2 separate regions of the Homo sapiens genome follow, and region 2 is linked to region 1. A link is a loop called in an ENCODE intact Hi-C map of the cell type or tissue named here. Cell type or tissue: B cell. All regions are shown on one strand. Links, peaks and the distances in the headings refer to the core of each region. The heading gives the core; the rest is flanking DNA.

Region 1 (9,668 bases), core at 729-8,728:
AATCACCTCCATTTTAGAATTTTTGCTATTTCTCGTATTGGTTCTGTTACATATTTAGCTTTGTGCTGGGTGATATGCAAGTTACCAAATTTGTAGAAAATGCTCAAGTTGAGAGACAAGGCATTTACTCTTAAATGTATTACTAACAATTAAAATTAATAGGATAAATGTACTAATTAGCTACACAATGGGACACATGTTAGTTGTATAATACAATTCATTACTAGAATGACACTCTGGGTCAACACCAGAGAATAAAGTCTGCTTTTGTTTGATGGTTATAATGAATTAATATATTTATTTAAACAAAGTAAAATTTGGAGGGGGGTGGAGAAATCATCCACAATTTCACTACTTAAAATAGCTATTTCAGTTGTAAATAACAAGCTCTATTTTCTCTCCATATTGTGTCTTATTCTGGGATAGTGAACAAGGCCTTAAATCTTTGCCTGGACTGTTTTTCTGGAGTGGCCCTGCAGCCACCTTCCCTTGAAGAGTTCAGGAGAGAGATGCACAGGAGACAAGATCAAATGCAAGGTTGCTTTAAGAGATGTGGCTAGTCCCTTCCCCAGTGGTGAATTGGGCTTAGAGAATTGGGTTCTGAAGGAACAACAGGAGGAAGTCTTTGAGTAGCCCAGCCCGAGTGCTCTCCTTTCCCCTAAACCTTATCATGACCTTATCAACTCAGGAAGGAGTGTGGAGGGTACAATGATGCCTCTCCCCAAGATGAGTAAGTCATGACCCTTTCTTCCCTCAGCAGCCATGTGGAATAAAGAGTTTCTTCAAAATTATCTAAGTTAGCCAGTTCAGCCCTCCACTAGAGCTGAGTAGGAGAATAGAGGTGACAGCATTGGTCAGTTCCACCCTCCAGCCTCATGCAAGGAAGTAGGGGAGATCCTAAATGAAATAATTTCAAGAAAGCAGAAGGAGGTTCTACTGTGTGGTTTTGTAAAGTATCCTTGTCCATAACCCCTCTGTAAACCAACCTTATAACATACAGAAGGCAGTGTCAAGAGGAAGCAGAGAAGAACAGGTCCCTTCCCCCAGCCAACTCACATGAATATGTTTTTAGGTAGTTTTATTCAATTTGTATACTATTGTGTTTTTGTTTTATTTGCTGTTACTTTCCTGTTTTCCGTGTTACAGTTAAATTAATATAAACATTTGTTTGTACTCTGTTTTATTATTTCACTTTGCATACCATTATGCATTCTTTCAGCCTTTTCCACTTAAAGTTATATGTTTTAGTTTTCCTTTTTTTTTTTTTTTTTTTTTTGTTGCTGCTGTTGTTGTTACCCCAGGTGCACAGAATTGAGCTGATTATATCCTTCGGTTTGTGGCCTTGTGCTATTATCATTCTGGGCAAGAGCCCTAGCTGGTTTTATTTTATTATCAGTCTCCAATCCTTGCTTCAATCCCTTGTAGACCTTCATTTTAATGTATTTAATGTGTGTTTATCAAACTCATTCTCCATATATATCTATATTTAGCTGTATATGTGGCATTCAAAAAAGAATGTATAGTTGTGTATGTGTGAATGTGTTCTATATAGCATAAACATTTTTGTATCATAAACCTTATTATGTTTCTTACTACTTTCATTCAATGTTAGCTCTTGGGCAGCTTTCTATGGTGCTATAGAGACATGCGTCTCTTAATGATGGGCATATGTCCTGAGAGATGCATCCTTAGGTGATTTAATCATCATGTGAGCATCATAGAGTATACTTACACAAGCCTAGATGGTATGTGATATAGCCTATTGCTCCTAGGCTACAAACATTTACAGTATGTTGCTGTGCTGAATACTGTAGGTGATTGTAACATAATGGTATTTGTGTATCTAAACATACCTGAACATGGAAACGATAATGCATTGCGCTATGATGTTATGAAGACTACCATGTCGCTAGGCAATAGGAATTTTTCAGCTTCATTACAGTCTCATAGGACTACTATCTATATGTCGTCCATTGTGGATTAAAACGTTTTTATGCAGTGCATGAACGTCTTTAAATCTAGTTCATTTCTTCCAATTGCTGGCCACTTTGCCATCGTTTATGTGTAGTCATGTGCCACATGGTGGCATTTTGATCAGTGATGGACAGCATATACAGCTGTGGTCCCATAAGATTATAAAACTGATGCCTACTGTACCTTTTCTATGGTTAGATGTGTTTAGATATACAAATACTTACCACTGTGTTACAATTGCCTACAGTATTCAGTACAGTAACATGCTGTACAGGTTTGTAGCCTAGGAGCAATAGGCTATGCCATATAGCCTAGCGTGTGGTAGGCTTTACCATGTAGATTTGTATAAGTACACTCTGTGATGTTTGCACAGTGACACAATCACCTAACGACACACTTCTCAGAATATATCCTCATCATTAAGTGAAGCATGACTGTATATGAATTGTTACTTATCCAGTCTCCCAGCTGTGGACATCTAAGTTGCCTCTAACTCCTTTCATTCCAAACAACATTTCAATAAATCGCACATATATGTTTCCTTTGAACCTGTTAGGAATTTTCTCAGGGGAATATTTCCAGGAGTACAGGATTGCTCAGTGGTAAGTCACATACATTTGTAAATCTACTGACTACTGTTGTCACACTTTCTCCTGAATGAGTGCACCAATTCACACCAGTTCAATGTGCAATACAGAAGGGATTCTACTTTCCACAGTTTTATCAGCACGTAGCATCATCCAATCTAATTATCCATAGAACATTACCTTAATGTTGCTTTTATTTGTGTTTCACTGATAAGTATTGAAGCTGAGGATCACTTTATCTGTTTAGAGACATTCAGATTCTGCATTCTGAGTCTATTCATAAACTTTGACTATTTTCTATTGAGTTTCCTGCTTTTTTATTCAATAATTTGAGGAAACTCATAATATATTTGGGATAATAATGCTTTGTCAATTTTACATGTTGTACATATCCCCTCCAAGTTTATGGGGCTTGTTTTGTTTTTATTGTAAATACAAATTGAACATTGTATATGTAATCACCATGTTTAAGAACATGATAATCCCATTATGTTGATAGGCTATAATATGCCAAATCATCCCTACCTCTTTTTTTACTTGATTTTTAAGTTGAGTCTGGTTTTATATTTATATTAAATTATTTGTATTAGAAGTTATCATTGCAATATTTCTCCTGTTGCTTGTCAATTTTTCTTTTATATTTTTGTCTGTTTTTTGAGACAGGATCTCACTCTGTCACCCAGGCTGGAGTGCAGTGATGCCAGCCTCCTCCACCCCCATCCATCCACCCACCTTATGCGGGGATAAATGAGTAGCTGGGACCACAGGTACACACCACCAGGCCCAGCTATTATTTTGTATTTTTAGTAGAGACCTGGGTCTCGCCATGTTGCTCAGAATGGTTTGGAACCCCTGGGCTCAAGAGATCCACTCACCTTGGCCTCACAACGTATTGGGATTACAGGCGTGAGCAATAGCACCCAGCCTTCTTTTATATTTTCTAAAGACAAATGCTAAGCCTGCATTACTTGATCAAATCACACGACCATTTTAAATGAATCTTAGTATGCACTGCCATATTGCTTACCCAAGGAGTGTATATGCTTTTATCACTAGCAACAAAAATGGTCAGTTTAGTCATAACCTTGAAAAATTATGTAGTTTTTATCCCATTGATAGTTTAGTAACTAATAAATAATATAACATACTATAATTTATGCTTCTTATATAAAATTTGATAGCCTTCATTTCATTTATCAAGGACCTTTGTATCTTTTATAAATTTTAATGAATTAATAAGCAATATTAATAGATGCTTACTCTGTCAAGCACTTGGCTGAATTCTTTATCAGTAATACTTAAATGATACTACAATATAGACTCTATTATTGCTTCCTATTGTATAAATGGAGAAACTCAGTCAACAGTATTAACCTCTTATTTCTCCCAAATCTTATTTTATATATAGTTAGTATCACAGAATTTAGCCCTGACCTCTGCTTGAAACACGTTTGCTTTATCTCTCTTGCTTTAAGCTATTTGAGACTAGTGAGCAAAAATGGTCCTCTTATTTCATGCCATCAACAGTACCAGGTACTTCAATTGTCACTTAATAAGTATTATTTTATTAATTTCTATCAAGTTTTCTACTTATAAATCCATAATAGATCATCATACCTTGTATTGTCTTCTTATTTTCCTTCTTTCTCTTCTTTTTTATGTGTCTTTATTTGTCTCTTTAATGTATTTTCTCTTTCTCTCAAAGAAAATTTAACTTATCTCTGAATATAAGCAGGAGATGGTAAAAGGAAAGATAAATTATTGGCTATATTTGACATTCATAAGAGGCCATACCTTTAGCCTTATTTTGAAATGAGGTTATACACATTTCCCCAACAATACACTGACAGGCTTGAAAACAGAATACATTCAGCATTCACTTTAATTTTTAATTGTGAACACTGAAACTATGCCTTAGCTTATCTGATGAACCATAGGAATTTCTTCATTTGGGGAATTCCGTCCCCAAACCTGTAAGTAACCCTGGCTTCTCTGAAACTCTATGACACCTTAGTAAAAAGTTATTTTCAATGCTTACATTTACAAAATACACCTGACAGTATGTTTATGAAGTCTCAGCACCACAAACTTTCTTCTCCCTCGGCATCTAGGTCTTCCCGTCATCAGCTCCTGTGTGGCTCTGCGTATCTTACCACAATATAGAGTCACATTCTTCTCTCCTTAGATGGACATAGAAAGATATACTTGGGGGTGAAAATATGGCCAGAAGATGGCTACGAAAAGAAATGCAGAAAAAAGATTGTGCAGTGGTTACGTCTACTAGTGCCTGCTTTCATCCTAGGGCCCATAGCTACTAGGCCTTCGGTTGGGTTTTTGTTTGTTTGTTTTAACAGTTGTTATTCAGAATGGACTTTCTTTGGAATGTGAGACTAAGGTGTGCGCCTAACGTCATCATATTTTTTCTTTAGTAGTTTCTGCTCAGTATCGCAATAAATTCTTCCAGGCTGAATCTTTCTTCATTTTCTTGCAATACTGACAGAGATGGGTATTTTTACACCTCAGTGTCTTTTTGACCCACCTTTTAGCAGTCATAAATTACAAGATGCTTAGAATATGAGACAGAAGAAGTAAGTTCCTAGACCAACCAGTTTGAGAATGAGTCTGTACGTTTAACAGTGTCTGAGTGATTTTGCGGTAAATCAATCAGGGACATTAGAATAAATTACTTTCACTCCCATCACTGGTGTGGAATCAAGTCAAATCCAGCATGACCAAGTTAGGTAACAAAGGCAGATGGACCAAATAAGAGAACCTGAAATTTGTCAAGGAACCTCACATATATTTTCTTCTGACTTTTTGGTTTGCCACTCTGTCATTACCTAAAGAAGGCAAAAGAAAGGTAAGCGTAGGATATAAAGCTTTTGGTGTTTAGAGCAAATGAATGTGTTAAACCCGGAGTTTAAGCTAACAGATTCTTATAACGGTAATGAATATTTTAAGAGCCATTTTTCATCAAGCATTTTCCAGATAAGCTGTTACAATCAAAGTTGCTGTTATTATGTGCTGCCATCCGGTGTCCATTTTGTAGAATGCCAAGCTGATGGCTTTGTTGAGTTTTTGTTTTTGTTTTTGTTTTGGGGGTGTTTTGTTGTTGTTGTTGTTGTTTGGGCTTTGATTTTGTTTTTGTACTTCTATTTGTCTGCTAGTTTTTTTTGCATTTTTCCAACTTCACAATTCAGGATTTGCTTTAGGGAAGTTTTATGAAGTGTTTCACTTGGATAAAATGTCCCACCAATTGCATAAATGGTACATAAATGCCCTCATAGAAATTTAGTTCTCCCTACTTCCCAATTGTAGTTAGCACCCCTTTTCCCCTTAGATGTAATTTGTTTTGTATGTCAAAAGATAAGATAAATACCTGCATTTCTTTTTTTGTTTTGTTCTGTTTTGAGACTGAGTCTCGCTCTGTCACCCAGGCTGGAGTGCAGTGGCGCGAACTTGGCTCACTGCAGCCTCTGCCTCTCTAGTTCAATTGATTCTCCTGCCTCAGCCTCCCAAGTAGCTGGGATTACAGACACCCACCACCATGCCCATCTAATTTTCTGTTTTTAGTATACTGGGTTTCGCCATGTTGACCAAGTTGGTCTCAAACTCCTGACCTCAAGTGATCAACCTGCCTCAGCCTCCCAAAGTGCTGGGATTATAGGTGTGAGCCACCGCACCTGGCCCAACACTTGGCATTTCTTGCCCTAGGATTTGTCTCCTGCATGGAATCACTAGGATCAAACCCTTACCTGATTGTTACCTGTAAATTCCTGTGGAAACTGATGGCTGTCTCCCTTACTCTTGGCACTTTGGACTGTCTTACTAAAGTTAGATATTTCCTGAACTGTGTGTCTTAGTTACCCCTTTAGTCTATCCAACACCTTAATTTTTGTCTCTCTGTGGAAAAAATAGAAAACTATTCTCTCAAAGTTATGATGAAATGTGGAGGCACTGATTGGTCAGTGGGTGAATTTGCCTGCTGACCATCATGATAGGGGTGGAAGACAGGGATAAAGGGCTCGCAGTTCAGCATTGCAGGATGGCCCAGGTCAGGCTAAGACATGGCTTTGCTCCAAAGAGAAAGAGATTCTAGTACTTCCCTGACAAGTGTTCCTTATCTCCCCCTCTTAGCTCCTCTCATGAGGCTCTCAACTGGCATGCTCAGAGTGACTACAGAGAGAGCTGCATGCCACCTGCTGAGAGACCATGGAGACACTGGAGTGAGCAGGGGCCTGAATCCCATCTCTATGGCTTGTTTTCCCTTGGTTAGGATGCAACCTTACTGGGCTTCAGTTTTCTCTTCTGTAATATGGGAGTATCCTAGGCTCATTCAGAAGACTTGGTTTCCATGTTTATTGTCCATCTTCTTGTAGTTAGAAGTACAGTTTTTGAGGAATGTCTTATTTTCCATCTCTTTTCAGCCCTTAGAATTGTGTTTGGCACGTGGTAAATGTTTAATGGAGACATGTGACCAGCTTAGTAATTAAATCACATAGTGCATATAAAATGCCAGGTGGCATACCTGGAACAGAGCAGAAGCCAGTGCAAGCTCAGCGTGGGAAGCCCTCTGGAGAAAGCTCAGGTATTGGACACTAGAAGCATAAATTAGGAAAAAATATCCTATATCAGAAGTGTTCGATAGTTAAGAAAAAATAATGCTAAGAATACCTTAATAACTACTAGGAAACTAAGGAACAGAGAAAGGAAAAGAAATTTTTCAGTCCTTGTTAATGACGAACAGCAAACATAAAGCAGAAAAAATCTCGATTTTTTCTGAAATTTGAAAGGCCATATACTCTTTTACTCAAAAAATCTTTAATAATCACCTACTAAATGTCAAACAGTATGCCCAGTACTGGAAATGCTCTTAAGAGGAGAGAGGTGGTTTCTATTTCTTTGTGGGAGCTTGGGGCATAGAGGGACTTCCTAGTGCAAAAACTGTGTTTATCCTAGAAAATAGTCTATTTGCAAAGTTTCCTCAGAAACTGCTGGACACACCTATCCTGGCTAAGGCTTTTAAGCTTGTATGAGTTGCCCACTTCCTGAAATGTCACCTAATATATTGAATAAGGGTCATATATAGTGATTTGGTTGCGTATAGAAAATATCAAATCCTTAAGTCAAGGTAAAACCTTGCCAAGTGATCCTTTGCACACTCCAGAGCTGACAATGCCTTACGAGAGAGTCACTATGTTAAAGTAATTGGGTGAGAAAGCTATTCCCCTGATATGCTAAGAACTATGGGCAACACAATGGGTCAGACATGGCAGCCATAAAAAAAGGATGAGTTCATGTCCTTTGCAGGGACATGGATGAAGCTGGATACCATCATTCTCAGCAACCTAACCCAAGGACAGAAAACCAAACACCGCATGTTCTCACTCATAAGTGGGAGTTGAACAGTATATAAAAAAGAAATTATTCTTTGGCCATTGTTGTAAAGTCATAATGTAGTTAGGGCTGGCTTCACCGGTGTGCGTCCAGGGCCCCATGCTCAGAAGGACTCTGCCCTTGATTTAATGCTAGATTGTTACTGTCTTAAAATACTTCATAATTTTTGGACACGGAATGGTGCATTTTTATTCCGCACTGGGCTTTGCAAATTCTGTACCCAATTCTGTTTTTCACTGGCAGATAGGTGTAAACTCATGTCTTTCAGTTATTCAAAAAAATATGTATTGAGGCCCTAAAAAGTAAATTAAAAAAATTTGGATTTAAAAAAAAACAGCGGCCGGGCGCGGTGGCTCACTCCTGTAATCCCAGCACTTTGGGAGGCCGAGGCAGGCGGATCACGAAGTCAGGAGATCGAGACCATCCTGGCTAACACGGTGAAACCCCATCTCTATTAAAAGTACAAAAAATTAGCCGGGCGTGTTGGTGGGCGCCTGTAGTCCCAGCTACTGGGGAGGCTGAGGCAGGAGAATGGCATGAACCCAGGAGGCGGAGATTTCAGTGAGCGGAGATTGCGCCACTGCACTCCAGTCCAGCCTGGGCGACAGAGCGAGACTCCGTCTCAAAAAACAAAACAAAACAAAACAAAACAAAACAAAAACCAGACAGCATAAAGTAACGAACAGATTATAGGTTTTGGAGCTAGAGAAACTGGGTTTAACTTTAAATCTAAGTGTAAGGCCTTAAGTTACCCTTTGAGCCTCATTTTTCATATTAGTAAATAGAGATGTTAGTACTTTCATCATTTTTGTGTATGAAGCTAAGCATAAACTAGATGATCAGGTTTACGCTAGGTATTCTAAATAATTTATGCTAATTATTATTTTAAAAGAATCATGGGAAAAAATCGAGATGAAAGAGGACATCTAAAAGGTTGTCAGCAGCATTATTATTCTTCGTTTTGAAATGAAATTCTTTTCAAGCAATAACACTGAGCCCATGGAAAAGCTTTCACTTTTATTCAGAGAAGATAGACAGTGTTTATAGTTTATAAATTCAAAACAAAGTAGCACCGTACATAAGGCGTCAGAGCAAGTCATGTTGCTAAGGTTTTGAGACCTGCAGTTCTTACCCTCTTCAGTTTTTTCATCCAATTCACCTAACAGGCACACAGTTCACAGCAGTTCAAAGTCCTTATAAAGAACAATGAGATAATTGCGTTTCATGCAACTTCAGCTCTAACCAGTTCCATTTCCAAGTTTAAGGATGGGGAGAGTTTTTGCCAGCAAGTTCTATAAATGATCAACATCTGAAACAGATCCAAATCAGAGCCATTTATCCAGGACTTACTATAGATAGGATGCAAATAAGGTATAGTGTCTCCTTGTGAGAATATGAAATGTATAGTGGGAAATATAATAGGTAGGTTAAATATGGATTCTTCGTGTGTGAGGGTGTTCTGTACTCCCTGACCACGTATGGTCAAAATAAGGGTGGTGTTAAAAGATGCCCAGACTAGACTTCTAATAATCTTTCTCTTTTTCCTGTTTGGAGTAATCTATTATTATGACCTGAATGAAGAGAAGGCTATTGCTGCTTCAATTCACTCTGCTGCTGCTGGTACCTAAAAGGCAAAATGGGCACTAGGGCAGAAGGAAACGTCTGTGTGGTTTTCTTTCTGGGTTTTGTTTTTTCATCTTTTCATTATTT
Region 2 (9,668 bases), core at 867-8,866, 110 kb before region 1:
TCAAACTGCTAGTCAGCTACAATTCACCCTGTTTTCTCTTGCTTTGTTGCATGAGCCATGCTCTGCTGAGAAAACATTTCTAATGCCTTATTTACTGGTTACTTTCTACTCATCCTTCAAGCCTCAGCTAAGTCTTCACTTGCTAATGAAAGCTTTGTTGATGAGTACAAGCCTAATCTATAACAAGGTCTTATGAACTATCTAAATATTCTCATGGCAAAATTAACGACTCCCTTATTTGTGTCTCCATTGCAACAGTGTACTTCTCTGTTTTCATCCTAATCATCATATTGATCCCCACATCCTGAGTTTGGGAAAGAAGTCTGAAACATAGTAGGCATTCATAGAATGTTTGTTCTTTTGTACTATTAAATTCACTCATCATATTTATTATTCATTTAATGTAGGAGACTTCAGATAGCTGAAACACAAGTTTTTAATAGGTCTGTCCTATATTAGAAATTAAATTTATAAAGCAAAAAATAAGAAAATAATAAATCATGCTAACTAAAAGCAGAACATTATGCTTATATGAGTTTGAACAGAATGAGAACTTAATAAGATTAATGTGGAAATGTTTTAAATAAAATTGTGCTAAATGAATGGAGGAATAGTTAATGAAAAACATATTTATAAAATTATTATATGACATAATGCTATATATTTAACTTATCTTCTATTTCTAGCTCTTTTTAGAACACAGCCAAGCATTCTATTGGATGGCCTTTTGGGTCAATTTGATTAATTTAAACAAGTGGGATACTGAAATTTAGATTAAAAAATGAAATATTAAAGATAATAGAGAAAGAGTTATAAAACAATGCAGTTGGTACAAGTGAGGGAATGTAAAATGCTCAGTCAGAATATAAATTTTGATTTTGTGGCATGTGTCTGTCACTGTGTCTTTCTACAAAAACCACAAAAATCACATGAGTTTATTGAATTTTATATTGAGCAGGTGAAATGCAAGTATTAACATAAATATTCTAAGGGAGACTTCTGACGGGTAAGGTAGATTTCAGCATTGTTTTGACCAGTTAAGCAATAATGTTATTTTGTTTGTTTGTTTTTGGCTTCTGTTTTGTTTTTGTCATACAACAAACTTTCACTCAATATTGGTGACACATTTTATTTACATGCCCTGCAACCTTCACAAATGTCTCAGTTATATATCAGTAATTCATGCTTTTTTATTCTTCAATTTTATTACCTAAACTTACTCTTCTAAGCATCATTTTATGTTTCTAGTTAAATATAAGTGAAAATTGATTGGAGTATTTCTCAATGGAATTTTATCTTTATTTCATCATAATTGCTTCATATTTGAATAATGACAGATAAACTGCCTCATTCAATTGCAGTTTTAAGGCTTTGAAGTCACAATAATCCTGAAGCCATGATTATAGCAGAAAAGACATTGGGGGAAATGGAAACTTATGGTGCTATAATTTGCTGGGGGGGAAAAGACTCCAATGGTTAGAACATATTATTTCCTGGACAATTTCTAATCTAGGACATTAAGGCATAAGAGTGAACTGGACAGTTACATCGTTGTCCCACCTTCCTAAATTACTTCTAGAGCAACATTTTATAAATATTGAGCCAAGATTCACATCACAAGTAAATGGCACCACAATTATCTTGTTTCAGGTTGAAGCATTATCTCAGTGGAATTTATAATTCTATTCAGCAACAATTCAGTATTTCACTAATAGAGGGTTCATCAGATCTTTTTCTTTTTTCTGACATTTACATTAAGCGCTGAGTACTTGTTAATACTCTAAGGTATGCATTTCAAAGTTCTCTTTGTCTTCATATTCAGTTTTAAGTAATGAATCCAACAATATGCAAAGGCTAAAAGTAAAACACAGATCCCGCATTTAAAATTTCATTTAATATAGCTGACATATTTGGTGGTGGCTGCTTTACACATACAGCATTTTCATTTGTTGAGTAAGACATTGTATTTCTACAAATGTGGCATTAAAAATTTTCCAAGATCTCAATATACGGTGGCATGAAATACAAAGTAAATAGAACAAATTAAAACATGAAAGCACACTTAGTATAATTCGGAGCACGCAAAGTTACAACATAAGATGTAATATTTATGAAGAGTTACAATGGATAACATGAACTTTAAAATGGCTCCCATTTAAAATTATAGAAAAACTCCTTTTAATGGAAATTTTCCTTGCTCATATAATAAAGCATATTGAGACTCCAAATAGGTCAATAACTTTTTTAAGAATGAAATTATATAGAATGAAATTAATTATATATATACTATAAAATTATATACTTTTTACTAATATTAAATTTTCTAAAGATAGAAAGTCCTGTAAATATCAGTTTCAAATCCAATAGCATCATTCAATATTTCTGCTGTATTGTATCATAGCCCACTATGAATGAAGCCCCCCATAATGTGGGGAAATTTCTCTTAATTGCATAAATTACAATCTTCATGCTAAAACTCTGTTTAAACTCCAAAATTTTGCTTGTTTACATTTTAATGCTGTTTTAACACTCAGATGTCCTACTTCATTTGGGCTCTAGAGGAGACATGAGATTATCTGAGTACTCAATCTATGCACCCCGTCAACTTCTACATGCTTAACAAACTATTTAAGAAACCACCAAGGTTTTTGAATCTTCAAGATGAGTCTATAACTTAAGAAAAAATTCTTTTTTAACATAGCATAACAAAACCATATGCATATAACCTTGACTATTAGTTATTTTCAGAAGATATATTTATGTTTTATGTTATTTCCTTTCCATCCTGTCCTTCGTCAAGTTTTAGATTCTTGCTTGAATTGAGGAGAGCTTTGTTTGGTAGATTTTACATTTGAATTTAATTTGGTCAAGATTCATCACGTTGATTGATTAATTTCAGATTATATGTCTTAATTTACTTTGATTCTAATTTCCATTTGCCAACTTCTCTCTCTTGAGCTTTTTTCTTTAAAAAAAGATCAGGAACTTAGAAGTAGTAGTTGGCAGCATTTGATGTGGTCTATAGACAAGCATGGAGGAAGATGAAAAACTGTATGAAAATATATCAAAGTTCGATTGCCCTTCTGTGTCCAAATGAACGAGATGATATCTGGTATTACAGACCTAGGAAAATAATGCTTCTTTTCCCCACTCACCTCCTAAATCCACTTTGAACGGTTGCAGAGCCCAGAGCAGGAGTAAAAATAGAGACCCATATATCATATTACCAAATAATTAAAAGTTGTAAAACAAATTATTAATAAACTATTAAATAAAACATGGTTCTCTCTTCCCACCATGACATACATTCCCTTATAATGACCTGGAAAACTAGATTCAAAGTTAAAATTCTTATGCTTTTTAGAGTCCACCCTGAAATGCGGGTGCAGGAGAACAGAGCCCCTTGCCCCTGGTTCTCAGTTTGAGTCCTGGTTTATTTCCCACCTTGGGCTCCATCCCACAGCTCAAGGGATTCACTGACATGTATGTCCACCCCTTCCCCTCCGAAACAGCTCTCGCATAGTCAAACCTGAGACCTAGTGGTACACAGAGCCTTGCAGTAAAGGAAAGAATTTTACTAAGATCTGAGAACAGGCTCAAGGCTCTTTGGGCAGGAAATTTCCAAATCTTCAGTACCTTTAGGTGTTTAGGGGTACAGAGACATGGATTTCAGCTAGGCACATGTCCCTGGCCCTGAGGACTCCTTACCCTATAGGAAGGAGAATGACTGAAAGAGAAACCAGAGCAAGGCCTAAAATATGTAGGTCTCATCTCAAGGCAGGGGCTCCACTTGTGTCAGTTTTATGTTAGAGAAAAAGCAACCTAAGGTCATTCATATAAACATGTGAATGGCCAATAGTACTAATTCTTCAGTAGGGCTGAAATGGTCCCCTACTTCTGAAATCAGTGAGGTCACCAAATTCGCATTTTAAAGATCCAATTTGTAGTGCGATAGTTGGAAACCTGGAAGGTGCAAAGTGGCAATTCTGTTGTCAAGTGGGTCAGCAAAAAGCCTTCTTAGTTTATAATACCATTGGAAAAAAAAGAGAGATGGCACAAATCTCACAACACTAGTTAATTAAATTAGGTACAGAAATGGAAAAGGAAAGAAAATCCAGATATTATTTAGTTTTCTGTAACTCTTTATAAAATTTGAAGTCTCTCAATGTCAACTTTTCATCATGACTTTATTTGCTAATGTCCTGGGACCATTCATATCAGAGTCTCCTTAACTCAAGGAGCATTGTAATATAAGAAGGGAGCTTGTAGAGCAAGCTGCTGGCCTTCTATTGTTTTGCCAGTCTAAATCTGCAGCATAGCCTGCTGGTGGGACTGGCACCAAGCCGGATGGGTACAAGGCTATAGTTGTTGTTTATGGGCAATGTCTCTTAATGATCAGTCATTGCCTATGCCTTACCAGTACTTAAATATTTTGTATATCACCCTTATCTGTTGGATCTGTTCATTGCCTTTGGGGCTAAATGAAAGAAGTAAATTATCTGAAACATAATCTCAAGTAAGCTGTACACAAGAAAATGGTAAATGCATTTTAAATATAGTAAATATTGCAATAAGTGAAACTCAGATATAAAAAGAATGGCATTAGTTCTCTACTATTCAATCTTTTGTCATGAAGTGGGCTAACTCAACCACAGGAAGCATGACTCAGGAGACAGTGTGTTCTACATTTCCAGTATTTTTTTCTGCCCAAATCTCTTCATATATGGCTGATCGAAGTAACCGAGTCTCCAACTAACTATAGAGCCATGTAACTGTGAGATTTCTGAATTTACAACCTCCCTACAGGAAGTACCAGGTGGCCACGAAAGGCAGCATGGTCCCCATCTCTAATTAAGCTAATGTAAACAAGTGCCACAAGATGGCGCCAAACCACAGATGAAACTGACGCCAATTTGGATTCTTTGGGTGGATGGATCTCCCAGAACTTCCAGCTGGCTAGATGACAGGATAGCCCTTGTGATTTCATTCATTAACCTTGCAATAATACAGTCTTAGGTTTTGCATGATTCTTTTTTATTATTTGGGTCTCATTTATCTTCTTTTAGAGGGATTGTACTATACAAATAAATAAAACAAGAGAGAGAGGAGATGGAGACACCGATCAGTAAAACCAAATAGGAAAGTTTGCATAATAAGATGTGGAAGAGACAGCAAGTTTGTTTGGACAGCCAAATGTCTACTAATTGTGAATGATGCCTATGATTAATTCTACAAACTGGAGAAGGGCTCAGCATTGATAATGCTATCAGTATTGGCAACATTTTCTTACTCTGTGACATTGCTTTGTATCAGCCAATATTTCAAGAAGTGTCTCCCTAAATTAAGTGAAATAATAAAAGTAGCCACAATCCATCCACCAAAATGGTATTTGTTAACACAGATAGTATGACGAATTTTTGATGGCTCTACTTTGATTTAAGAATAAAGAATGAGCACTTAGGAATGACATGATTTTAAACTGGACCTTGGCTTAACCACAGGATTTCACCTTCTTTTAACTCATTGATGTGTGCTTTTGTATACACATGCATCCATATATATATATATATATATATATGCTTATATATATATATGCTTATATATACACTTTTATGTAAACTCTAGACATACAGAGCTATTTTTTCATTAATAATGTAGGTTTTACTTGTTTATAGTTGAAGGTAGAGTATCTCACTAGATTTTGTATCGTCCTAGATTTTGTGATCTGTAAAGAAAAAAAAATCATACTGGTCACCTAAAATTAATACAACTTAATAATATAAAATTTACCTAAGCTTTCATTTTGGAGTCCAGAAACAGTGGCTTATCCATTAACCATTTTGCTCTTCTATGTTATGGAATCCCAATTTTCTTTTTGGCTGTCAGTGTGCCCAGCTTTTAAAAGACCACATTTATGAACTTTGTTTTCCTGGCCTATAGTGGTCTGTAACATAAAAGTAAAATTATTAAGTGAAACAACTAAGAGAGTGTTGTTTTGCTCATTTGCCTTTTATGCCCCCAAGGAACTCAGACATGAAGGCAGGAGCTAAGGCAGCTGTCTTGGCATCATGAGGGCAAAGATAAAGAGTCACAAACACCTGGACCCTTGCTATTCTAAGGCACTGAATCAGTGCCAGCAACGAACTAGTTTTAGATTCATTATGTAAGAAAAATAAACCCTATGTGTCTAAGCCACTGATATATTGCATTTTCTTTTGTAAGTAACTGAATACAATCCTAACTAATACAGAGAATAAATATCAATCATCTTTATATGATTGTCTTAAACATATAAGTGCGCTAAAACTAGATACCCATAAGTGTTTATTGAAATGAATTGAGCTAAGATTTTGCAAAGCTTTTTACAGCTGTAATGTTTCTAACTCAGTTTATAAGTAATGCTAATTTGAGCATTCCAAAAATGCAGTTAATTCAGTTATTATTTATTAGGCATTTACTACATGCCAGGCACTAAAGAAGATACTGGAGATACATATTGTAGACAATACAAAAAACCTACTTGATCTAATGGGGATGCACATTCTTGAAGAGGAAATGAAATGAATAAATAGAAAAATAAATAAAAAATTTAGTACCATGAAAAAGAAACAGAGAGACAAGATAGAAAATGTGGAACAAGATGTGACATTATATAAATAAGTTGAACAGTCAGTCAGAATTTCAAGCTGAAATTTGCAGAAACTAGCTATGGAAAATGTGGGAGCTGGGCATGAGGATGGGGTGCAGAGTCTCCGTAGCAAAGTAGACAGCTAGAGCAATGTCCTCCAGGAGGGAAGAGCTTGGCATATTTAATAACTGAAAGAAGAGATAGAGTGGGGACAGAGCAACACACAAAGGAGAGAATGCCTAATATGTTGTAAATGCTCAAGATATATTTGTAGAATAAACAAACATGACTACTGTAAAATAATTATGTCGATATAATTAATCAGTAATAATTAGGACTGAAGTTCAAAAAATACCATACGCTTAAATAGCTCTATTTTTGACTATAACTTACATTTTTTTTTCTTTTTCTTTCTTTTCTTTTATTTTTGAGATAGAAACATTGCCCTCAATCTTCCAGTGAGCCAATAAAGGTTTTACAATGAGTTAAGCATAGTAAGAAGATAGTATTGTTTCCCAAGAGCCACAATAGATTTTTTTTTATTGTATGGAAGGATAAATACATGTTTTCAGTTTACATAATCAAGCATATTTTAGAGAGTAAAAATGTAACTCAGCTGAAGAATCATTATCAGATTTTTTTTTAAACTGGAAACTTTCCCCCTGCCCCCAGCTGTCTACAGAAATAGATTATTTCTTCTAATTTTCTGATTTAGTTATAGTCATAGTGTACATAAAAACAGATTTGATTTTCTTGGAATCAAACATAAAATGAAAGCCAAGGCCTTATCATTGAAACAAGACAGCAGTTTTGCAAAGCTGTGTACATCCTTTGAACTCAGATGACATTGTCTCAGAGGAAAAGATGTTTGATGAGTTTTTTACACTTTAAAGCTCTTGCTAAGGAAAATGAGCTAGGAATCTCCTTTGGTAGAATTCAAGGGGGGTGGATCATTTCGTCTTCAAAAGATGAGGGGAAAAGTGTCATTTTCTATTTCCCTTAAGTATCATTCTTTCAAATACTTGTGTGACAAGAGGTTCAACAGGCTTAGATTTGAGTTTTTAGTTTTCCAGAAATGCATAGAGGACTTAAATGGCCCTGTACATCAAAAGGAAGAGAGAGAGAAAGAAATCCCCTAGAAAGAAGGAAATGGTGTGGAAAACCCTTGAAAAATATAGTTCATAAAATTGCTATAATCAATTCTACATCCTACAATTTAAAAGGAAATTAACAATTGAAACCCAACACTGAACTAACATTATGCACATCTAATTTAAGTTGTCAATGATAAACTCAGCAAGAAATTCTCTTTAGAGATAGAAACTTTGAAATGTATTGGTTTATTCCACATATATAGATTATGTGGCAAGGCCTATATTGGGTGTTGTATTCATATATTGAAGTTGAGGTCAGGTCGAGTAAAGTAAGAATAAAAAATAAGACAATATAGCATAAAGATTTGGAAGAAAGAATGAAATGACCAGTGATTGAAGTGATGAAAAGTACAAAGGAGAAAAGTCATAATTGGAAGAATTGAATGCACTGATAACTGCAAAGGGTTTGGGATTTTGCTCTATGTACAAACTAGCAAGGAAGTCTGCTGACGTTTTAAAGATGGTGGAAGAAGACTGGAGAGTCCTGGGTCAGATACAAAGGACTTTTACTCACAGCACAGCTGGCAGCATGTGCTTCATGTTCCTATCAATTTCCCTTGCCCCTCAGGTCCCAGGGAAGCAATGTGGACCTGGGCTCAAGTGGAAAATGTTCACACAGTGAGGTTTCTGTCACAGCTGAGAAAACCTGAAATTACAAAACCCCCATCATGTATAAAGAAAAACCTGTCCAATCAATTTTTGCACCAAAAATAGACATGATCTCTATTATTCTCAGCAGTGAACAAGTCTCTTCTTTGCTCCAGAGGAAGACACTATATGTTCCAAGGCTGTTTCCTATACAAAGTCCTTGAAGAGATACTCCAGAGAAAGCCATTATGGCCTCTAGCCCATAAATGACCAGAAATGCAAGAGACCCATGGAAAATTAACTGCCAACAGGATGTAGAAGGTACAGCAGCTTTTACTAGCATCTCTGCAACATTGTACCACTTTATGTCTTCACAGGCCTTTTTAGTAGACCAAAATATTGGTACAAATAATTCTTCCATGTAATCTTTTAAAAACTCTGCTTATCTCTGTCCTTCCTGAGCAAAGCAAACAGACATAGCTTGGGCAGTTCATAAGACACAAAAGTGTATAAGACCCATGACAAACCCATAAAGACATCGCTTTAAGGAAACATTTTAGGTATTTTTTTTGGCCATACATGTTTTAAATGTGATTTTTTAAGATTCTCATTAATTTATTTTTCTTTATTTTTGTTGTTGCTACTGTATTAGATGAAAATATATCATTGCATTTGCCAAGTCTAGCAGGATGCTATTTATATTTAGGTTGCTATTTATATTTTCTCCATGTCCTAATTATTCTCATTTCTAGTGGTGAACAAAAAGAAAGTTTAGCCTCATTATTATGTTCTTTCAAAGAGGTCCTAACATTATGTTTGAATCTAACCAGATAGAAATGCTTCTGTTGTGTTTCAGTGTGAAACACGTTAGTGATAAGTTGTAATATAAAACCTTGAAATAACTCAAAATCCGTTTCTGGGAACTATGTGGCCCCTGTGTGTGTATATGTGCATGCTTTAGTTTAGAATATAACTTTTTCATGAAGAAAAGACATTCAACAAAATTCACCATCTTTTCCTGATAGAAACTCTCAACAAATTAGGTACAGAAGAAAATGTATCTCAACTGAATAAAAACCGTATACAGAAACCCATGGCTAACATCATACTCAACTGTGAAAGTGGGAAGTTGTTCCTGTAAGATCAGGACCAAGAAAAGGATGCTCACTCTGGCCACTTCTATTCAACATAACAGTGGGGATCTTAGCATAAAAGGAATACAAATGAGGAAAAAAGAAGTTAAATATGCTCTGTTTGCAGATGACATATCTTCTATATAGAAAATCCTGAAGACTCCA

What was found. A loop is a pair of places that touch in the nucleus more often than their neighbours do. Peaks named below come from ENCODE experiments on the same cell type or tissue, not always from the same donor. Only the 100,000 strongest peaks of a DNase experiment are listed, where the experiment ranks them.
Region 2: it touches region 1 in a loop (21-fold over the local background); 33 of 110 quality-filtered maps call a loop at or near these places.

Annotation. Positions count from the first base shown.
Region 1 is chr2:143,217,024-143,226,691 of GRCh38, forward strand. All of the region lies in intron 4 of ARHGAP15 (Rho GTPase activating protein 15), which reads left to right. Among named protein-coding and RNA genes, the nearest start is that of ARHGAP15, 92 kb to the left of the region's middle. In B cell, for the core only: CTCF peaks have their summits at 5,594 (motif pointing left) and 5,795; a DNase peak (open chromatin) is centred at 5,578; H3K27ac peaks cover 1,949 bases.
Region 2 is chr2:143,106,161-143,115,828 of GRCh38, forward strand. No RefSeq gene overlaps it. Among named protein-coding and RNA genes, the nearest start is that of ARHGAP15, 18 kb to the right of the region's middle. In B cell, for the core only: CTCF peaks have their summits at 4,885 (motif pointing right) and 5,084; a DNase peak (open chromatin) is centred at 4,881.